Linked DNA regions of Homo sapiens: region 2 is linked to region 1. A link is an interaction called in ENCODE POLR2A ChIA-PET data of the cell type or tissue named here. Cell type or tissue: CD4-positive, alpha-beta T cell. All regions are shown on one strand. Each heading gives the region's core, and the rest is flanking DNA. Links, peaks and the distances in the headings are about the cores only. Region 1 has its middle 38 kb from the start of XCR1. Region 2 overlaps LRRC2 (leucine rich repeat containing 2).

Region 1 (4,389 bases), core at 131-4,130:
ACTCCTGCTGGTGCCTCCACTGTCGCCAACCAGGAGAAAAGGGAACTGTGGGTGCAGCTCATACACATCAGTCCTCAGAAGCACAAGGCAGGTGGAAAAGGTGGAAGGTGGATCTACATGAACACCCAAGGGCAGAGCCTCGGGTGATCTGTCCTTATGCCACCTGCCCAGCCTAACTCGATGCCCACTGCCCTTGCCCACTGCACTGTGGGGCACACACTGTTTCCTCTGCCTGAAAACTCTCTCACGTCCCCCTTCCCCTAGTTCATTACTTCTCATCTTTGGCTTAAATGTTAACCTCCTAAACATGTAATCCTCTTTGTTGATTGTACCCTTTGGCACACTGTTGTTTATCTGCTTATGGCAAATCTTTTTTCCCAATGGTTATTACTAATATTTTTTGAGACAGGGCCTCGCTCTGCCACCCAGGCTGGAGTGCAGAGGTGCAATTATGGCTCACTACAGCCTTGACCTCCTCCCAGGCTTGAGCAATCCTCCCACCTCAACCTCCCTAGTAGCTGGGACTAAAGGTGGATGTTACCATGCCAGGATAATTTTTTTATTTTTAGTAGAGACAAAGTCTTGCTGTGTTGCCCATCCTGGTCTCAAACTCCTGGCCTCAAGTGATCCTCCCACCTTGGCCTCCCAAAGTGCTGGGATTACATGTGTAAGCCAATGTGTCTGGCCCCTAATGATTATTTAACAATAATAATACCAGTATTCAACATTGACTGAACACATATCATGTGCCAGGCACTGCGTAATTATTTGTTAGACTCTTTTAGACTACAGTCTCCATAAGGGCAGGGATCATGTCTCTGTATTGTTCATTGGTCTGTCTCTCCAGTGCCTAGGGCAGTAGCTGGCACATACCAGGAACTCAACAAACATGTATGGAGTAAAAAAATCCCACAATGAGCCTTGCAAGTTTTTCCTAGCTCTCTTGTATCATGGGAGGTTAAATATGGCTGCAAATTCTTTACTGCTCCTCCCACTGAGAGATGAAGTCCAATTCCACTCCCTTGAAATCCCTCATTGACTTGCTTGACTGATAGAATGTGGCTGGAGTGACATTCTTGGACTTGTAGCTCATAAGAAGCCTTGCAGCTTCCACCTGGGTCTCTTGGAACATTCTCACTTGGTGCTCTGACCACCACTTTCGAAGTGCGACACATGAAGCCACCATGCTGGTGAGGCCACATGCAGGAATGGTAGATGGTTCCAGCTGCGCCTAGCTCTCCAGCCTTCTCTGCTCAGCCCCAGGTATCCACCAGCTCAACAGCACCAAGGGACCCCCACTGATGCCACTTGGAAGAGTTACCCAGGGCGGGTGCAGTGGCTCACGCCTGTAATCCCAGCACTGTGGGAGGCTGAGGTGGGTGGATCACCTGAGGTTGGGAGTTCAAGAACAGCCTGACCAACATGGAGAAACCCCGTCTCTACTAAAAATACAAGATTAGCCGGGTGTGGTGGCGCATGCCTGTAATCCCAGCTACTCGGGAGGCTGAGGCAGGAGAATTGCTTGAACCAGCAAGGTGCAGGTTGTGGTGAGCCAAGATCCCGCCATTGCACTCCAGCCTGGGCAACAAGAGAAAAACCCTGTCTCAAAAAAATAAAGAAATAAAAAAAAAGGAAAAAAAAATAGAGTTACCCAGCCAAGCTCTACTCAACTTTCTGGGTCACAAAATTATAAGATCTAATAAAATGGTTCTTTTAAGCCTCTACATTTTGGGGCACTTTGTTATGTAGCAATAGTCAAAACAAGTAATATTGGTTAGGGGAAAATCCCCAACCTGCTTTTCCTTCCCACCTTCACCCATCCCGCACTTTCAGGCTCCCCTTAGGGACTGTTACCTGCAGGAGTCTTGCTAGCTTTCTAGCAACTTAACTTTGATGTGGCTTTAAGAGAGGTGCCTGAGCTTCCATTTGCCACACTCTGGGGAATCCCCCAAATGCTAACCTGTCCACTCTACAACAAGCTCCGGCAGCTGAGCTGTTCTGGGCCACCTGCCAAATATCATATGATACTCCCTTGATGTCGGGTGACAGTAAAATTCACCGACTCCTGGGTGGAGGCCCTTTTCTTTGAAGCCTGCTCTGCTCACCCAACCACACACAGCCCACTTACACGGCATCACCAATTAGAGTTGGGGAAATGCAGGTGGTGGCCCCGGGCTACACCAAGCTCCACTGCTGCCTTGCTCTCTGGGTCAGATCTGTCTCAAGCAGAGCAAATTACTGCTGGAATCACCAGGGCTGTGAGGAGCTTCAGAGAATGACCAAGGTTAGCACTTAGAGGACTGAGCCCTGGGCGGTGTGCTCTAAATGTGTGTAGGGTCCTAGATGAAGGCTTTTGGATATTTCTGGTAGCACCAAAGACTAAACAGGCATTTGAGAAGCTTGAGGCGTCTTTGCCTGCTCCAGGGCCTCCGGAAGAGGCCACGTAGGGATGTCCCTGGGGCATTTGCTAACTCATTCTCAGAGGAAGATCCGAGGAAAATATATTCACTCCCTTGTCTCACTCCTTTGCTGCTCAAGCACATAAGGGTGGGTGGAAGGAGGGAGGCTAGCGACAGCATTCCTGGTGGAGGGAGCGAGGGTAGTAAGCACAGAGTGTGTTGTGATGCAGCAAGACAGGCTCACTAGGACCAGACCATGTAGTCTCAGACATACTCCTTGGTGCTCTTGGGCACAGCCTGCCTTCCTTCCTTCCTTCCTCCCTCCCTCCCTCCCTCGCTCTCTCTCTGCTTCTTTTCTTTTCTTTCTTTTTCTTTCTTTTCTTCGGAGTCTCACTCTGTCACCAGGCTGGAGTGCAGCAGTGCAATCTCAGCTCACTGCAACCTCCACCTCCCGGGTTCAAGCGATTCTCCTGCTTCAGCCTTCTGAGTAGCTGAGACTACAGGCACGCACCACCACGCCCGGCTAATTTTTATATTTTTAGTAGAGACGGGGTTTCACCATGTTGGCCAGGATGGTCTCAATCTCTTGACCTCTTGATCCACCCACTTGGGCCTCCCAAAGTGCTGCAATTATAGGCGTCGGCCATCCCGCCCAGCCACAGCCATCATTTCTTAGTGGGAAGTTGGTGTGGACTACACTAGGTGAGGCTCCTGGCATATATAGGTTCCCAGGCTCCACCCAGACCTGTAGAAACAGAAGCTCTTTGGATGGGGCCCAGGCCTCTGCATTTGTAACAAGTGTCTAAGCAGTCATGAAGAAGGAAGCCAGGCAGAGTAGAGGTTAATTCCATGGGTCTGGAGTTAGACCACGGGGGTTTAAACCCAGGTTCTAGCATTCAGTGCCTATGCAATTTTGGCACCTCAGTTTTATTATCTGAATTGCAGATAATTATAACACCGACTTTACTGAGTTGGTGTGAGGATTAAATAAATTAATATGAGTTAGATACTTACTACATAGATGGTGGGTCCTCAATAGCTGATTTTTCCAGCAACCTGAATGATGACAGTAGTGCAATGAGGAAGCCATATACCTGCAGTACAGAGTCAGACCTCAATACATGCTTGCTGAAGGGAGGACAGGAGCATAGCATATTCAGCCAGGCCATTGGCACAATCAGGCTGTGAACATTTGTTTTCACAGCTGGGCATAGCATACCTCTAGGTGCTGGGGGTTCAAAAAGGAATACCTGTGAAGATACTTGTGAGGTCACAGATATGGAAATGGATGATTAGGAGGCAGTGTGGTAAGTTCTATGTGAGGGGCAGGCTCTGAGCATAGCAGCTTTGAAGAGGCAGGTTAGGCTTCCTGGAGGAGGTGATGTCAAAGGGGGATCAGAAGGACAAGTAGGAGTTATCCAGGGAGAGGGGGCTGAATGCCAGATCTAGGGGAATATTCATGCACTAGTGGATATTCTGGGCCATCAGGGGGTTCAGTGTGGGTGAGGTGCATGGTGTAAGAGGCAGGAACATCAAGGTTTGAGACTGGAAAGATAAGCAGCATTAGCTGGTTGGATTGAGATGAGTTGGGCTAAATTGGGTTCCATGCCTTCAGTTCTGGCCAGCTCATGTCACCCATAGCACATTCTTACCACAAAGGTCACCTGTGTGTCCTTGAATAACACTCCTCCCTGGATTAGTCAATTATACACTGCTTTGGTGCCCAGAGCTATGAAAGGTCACAGAGGCCCAAATTCCTGCCCCAGGGAACACATGATCACTTTCTATTAGAGGACTGTTAACTAACTTGGGGACCATATTTCAAAACTGTCACATGGAGATTTAGGGAAAACCTCCTGGAAGAAGTGGCTTGGCTAAGTTTTGAAAAGTGCATAGGGGTGAGAACAGGGAGAGAAGAGGAAAGAGGACATGCTGTGGAGGGGCCAGCAAACGAGAAACTCAGGAGGCAGAAAATCTCAGGTCTGATTCA
Region 2 (4,389 bases), core at 310-4,309, 470 kb after region 1:
AGAGATTCCTATGGAATTGGTCTGCAGTGGATCTTGGGCGTTTAGATTTTTAAGGCTTTTTGGGGGATTCTAAGGTGTAGCCAGGGTGAAAACCACTGCTCAAATCAAACTGGCTCACAAGGAAAGAATGAATAGTACATTGGTGTAGTGTGGGAAGTTAAAAAAGAACAGGTGTTAATCTGGCTGGCAATAATTTCAAGGAAGACATTTCAAGAGATGAACAAAGATACATATTAAATGGAGCACCTCTGATGACATTTCAGACAACTGTGAGCATGACTCATCCCATGGTGATGCTCTGATGCCCTGCCTTTTGACAGCTCCATGCTTAATACCCCATCTATCTTGCTGCCAACCACTGGATTCCCAAGCCAAGGTGGCAGGATGGCAAGGATCCCTGAGTCTAGGTCAACCACTGTGGCTTCTCAAATGTATAAGGACAGAACCTTTCTACTTGAAAAGGGTTGTTTGTTTGTTTGTTTTGAGACAGGGTCTCACCCTGTCACCCAGGCTGGAGTGATGGCTGGTGCCATCACCGCTCACTGCAGCCTCAACCTCCTGGGCTCAAGCGATCCTCCCACAGGCACACGCCATCATGCCTGGCTAATGTTTTACTTTTTGTAGAGATGGGGTTTTGCCATGTTGCCCGGGCTGGTCTCAAACTCCTAGGCTCAAGTGATCTGCCTGCCTCAGCCTCCCAAAGTGCTGGGATTCCAGGCATGAGCCACCGCCTCCAGCCTAAAAAGGGTTTTTAAAAGTAACTCAGTCCTCAGAAACTCTATCCAGTTATTTAAATATACCATGAGCTTGCCCAAAAATGACCTGCAAATAGTGAAATCTGGCTTCTAGCCCAGGCTCTGAAGAAGTTCCTTAGTGTAATATGTAAATGATAATGATTCAGTCAGTTAATGATTCAGTCAGTGGGTCTCTCCAATTTGCAAAATAAAGGGGCAGGAGGTAAATGACCCCTTACATGTCAAAAATGGTACTTTTCAGTCATAGAAATTCTAAGGTCCTTTCTACCTTTCCAGAAACTAGGCAAGGAAACAGAAGTACTTATCCTTGTTGGGTCTAAAATTTGATTTTACCCTGCTTAGAAGCTAATAAATTTTGCCTATTCCTGTTTCATGGATACCGACAGAAGACACGAGGCTCCTGGTCCAACACAGCATACTGATGTGAGTTGCACTTACAGCTAAGTTTACCAAGCGTGATGCAGATGGCCTGGATAGATGCTATGCACATATACATCACAGCTGAGAACCCTGAGCTTGGGGAACCCACCACTTTTACAGCAAGTGGTTAGCAAGGCTGCTCTTTGCCTGGGAGCAGGTGTCTCCTCATCCCTCAAGGTTAGTACATGCATATGCATCCCCAAGATCGGCCTGGGTAAGAGGGTGGTCAGAGCCTTGTAGTCTTGACACAGCCAGCAAGACATGTATGAACACCAGAGGCTCCACAAGCCACCTGTCCCACAGGGTCTTGGCTTCTGGTAAATTTTCACATAACTATGCGAAACCACTGGTCCCAGGGCACATGTGTAAGAATGGAGCTCCATGCAGCTCCAGACCTTCACTCCTTGCACCCCAGGAAAAAGAGAAGCAATAATGATCACTGTCATTTTCATTTTAAGATAACACAACTGAATAATGACTGAGAATTATAAAATTTTGATCCATCAAAAAGACATCAGGCTGGTTACTGTGGCTCATGCCTGTAATCCCAGCACTTTGGGAAGCCGAGGCAGGCAGAGCACCTGAGGTCAGGAGTTTGAGACCAGCCTGGTCAACATGGTGAAACCCCTTCTCTACTAAAAAAAAAAATACAAAATCAGCTGGTGGCACGTGACTGTAACCCTAGCTACTTGGGAGGCTGAGGCAGGAGAATCACTTGAACCAGGGAGGCAGAGGTTGCAGTGAGCCGAGATTGTGCCATTGCACTCCAGCTGGGGCAACAAGAGCGAAACTCCGTCTCAAGGAAAAGAAAAAAAAAGACAACATAAGCTAAACTAGATTTATCAATGGACTAATGTATAAGAGCAATACATTACATTTCTAATAAGCATACTGCACGTTTATAGGTTTAAAACAAAAAGAAAATAAACACAGAGTTCCTAAATAAAATATTGCTCACTCATGAAACTTCTGGTTTCTGAGCAATTGGCAAGTGTCCTGTGTGCTGAGTTATACAGGCGAGACGCCGACCTCACCACCCAAAGGGATGCTGCAAACAAGCAGCTCTGGGGAGCCTCCAAACGGCCCTGCCCAACCACTTCCTGGGGAAGCTGGAGAGGAAACACGGTGTCTGCACAGTGTCTGTCACCTGCCTGACAGCTGCCTGCTTAACACACCAGAGGCCCGAAGACCCCTGCTAAGTTGACATACCGATTTCTGCTGGAAGATGTGAGATTTGGTTTTTTGGCAGATCCAGAATTCTCATCGCTTGAAATAACTGAATATATGTAGGAATGATTTGAATCAAGGTATTGCTTATGTACCATTCTCTCAGGTGTGTCTGCTCCTTCAATGAATCTGGGAGCTCCTAAAATAGAAAGAATGACATCAATCAGAACTAGCTCCTCCGTGTGCACAAAGCCGTGTAAAACCAAGCATTTATTTTAAAACAGGAAGTGAGAAAGCAGACACGAGAGCATAAAACTTAACCACCAGCACTCCAGCCATTTCAAAAAGAAACCAAAGACACCGCAGTTGTCGTCAACTTCACAACAGTATATTAGCCCTATTTCAAAACTGCCGTGAATTCATGATGTTATTAAAATTAAATCCTAGTGAACACAAAAAACCAGACTCACACTTAGAGCCACAATGTGTATTATTTATTTGCAACATACCAACTTAACATCCCCTAAGGTCTGTCTATACATTCGATTTCAAAATTTGTGCTTCGTTTCCCTTTGTCTGTAGTTGCTTTTAGAAATACTTGATAAACCTCTAATATTTGCTGTACCACATTTCCAAATATTCTTAAGAGTCTATGAAAGGGAAAAAGCATGAGAAAGACAGTCAGCTGGGACACCTGAGTTCCGGCCCAGGCCCTGCCATTTTCCAGTCACGCCACCTCCCTGGGTCTCCACTGCTGAAATGACATTGATGAACTCAGTGTCCAAGGCCTCCCCTAGCTCAAGTGTTCTGGGATAAAACTGTAAAGGTGTCAAGCAAGAAGCGTTTAAAGACTTTAAGGAGGCTATTTGTCCAGCTGAAGAAATCTAATTCACCGAGAGTTACCGAGCCCCCATTGCAGGTGAGGGGTGCTCAGCACTGAGGGGTGGGGCAAAGACGAGACACACAGGTCCCCTGACCTCAGAAGCTGACCACAACGCACCATCAGCAAAGTGGCTGGAGCACAGGGTGGAGGTGGGATGAGGTGTGGAAAACTCCATGGCAGTTGAAGGGGAGGTGGAGGGAGCAATGGAGTCCATAGTGATCCTTCTTTTTTGTACTTGGTACTTGTAATGTGCTTTACAACCATTGCCCTCCTGTGTGTGGGTTAAGCTGTTAACTTGCAAAAGTGCTTTCACTCTAGTATTATCTCATGCAACAGTACCATAAGATAGGCAAAGTGGGCCGGGCACAGTGGCTCACGCCTGTAATCCCAGCAATTTGGGAGGCCAAGGCGGGTGAATCACCTGAGGTCAGGAGTTCGAGACCAGCCTGGCCAACATGGTGAAACCCCATCTCTACTAAAAATACAAAAATTAGCTAGGTGTGGTGGCGTGCACTTGTAATCCCAGCTACTTGGGAGGCTGAGGAAGGAGAATCGCTTGAACCCAGGAGGCGAAGGTTGTAGTGAGCCAAAATAGCACCACTGCACTCCAGCCTGGGTGACAGAGTGAGACTCCATCTCAAAAAAAAAAAAAAAAATTGATAGGCAAAGTGAGCCCCTTTGGAAGAGGAAAGCTGAAACCCCAAAGACATTTAAGTGAATCACTTACAGTAAGGATCCACTACTGAGTTTGCAGAGCCTAGTGCAAAATGAAAATGCAGGCACCTTGTTAAAAATTAAGAAGTTCAAGATGGTGAGCACAGAGCATTAAACCAAGCATAGGGCCCTGTGCCGCTGCTTCTGAAGCCAACTACCTAGTTACCACCTGCCCCCTTCTCGTGGCCCTGGCAAACTGTCCCGACACCTCTTGATCTGAATGGAACCCACACCACACCAGAGGGTTGCCTCCTGGAACTGAGACAAAATGAGTTGGGTCATCAGGGAGCTGACCACAGGCTCATAATCACAATCTCTTCATTGACACTTCAACGTACTGACTGTCTCATAAATAACCTCATTCCACTCTTTCAATAATGGCACACATGAAAGATTATTAAATTTCTAAAATTATGTTCATGACTATTTTCAACAAGAAAAATATTAGGA

Evidence for each region. Peaks named below come from ENCODE experiments on the same cell type or tissue, not always from the same donor. Only the 100,000 strongest peaks of a DNase experiment are listed, where the experiment ranks them.
Region 2: POLR2A ChIA-PET joins it to region 1 with 5 read pairs; 2 of 35 experiments call an interaction of 5 or more read pairs at or near these places.

What each region holds. Positions count from the first base shown.
Region 1 is chr3:46,063,486-46,067,874 of GRCh38, forward strand. It overlaps a transcript of XCR1 not described here. Among named protein-coding and RNA genes, the nearest start is that of XCR1, 38 kb to the left of the region's middle. In CD4-positive, alpha-beta T cell, for the core only: no CTCF peak of the experiment used is centred there; DNase peaks (open chromatin) are centred at 1,976 and 2,576; H3K27ac peaks cover 1,679 bases.
Region 2 is chr3:46,536,661-46,541,049 of GRCh38, forward strand. It overlaps LRRC2 (leucine rich repeat containing 2), which reads right to left. Exons shown (of 9, transcript NM_024512.5): 4 at 2,385-2,541. Among named protein-coding and RNA genes, the nearest start is that of LRRC2-AS1, 19 kb to the right of the region's middle. RefSeq lists an enhancer at 2,402-2,461. In CD4-positive, alpha-beta T cell, for the core only: no CTCF peak of the experiment used is centred there; DNase peaks (open chromatin) are centred at 2,271, 2,651 and 3,161; H3K4me3 peaks cover 1,245 bases; H3K27ac peaks cover 1,657 bases.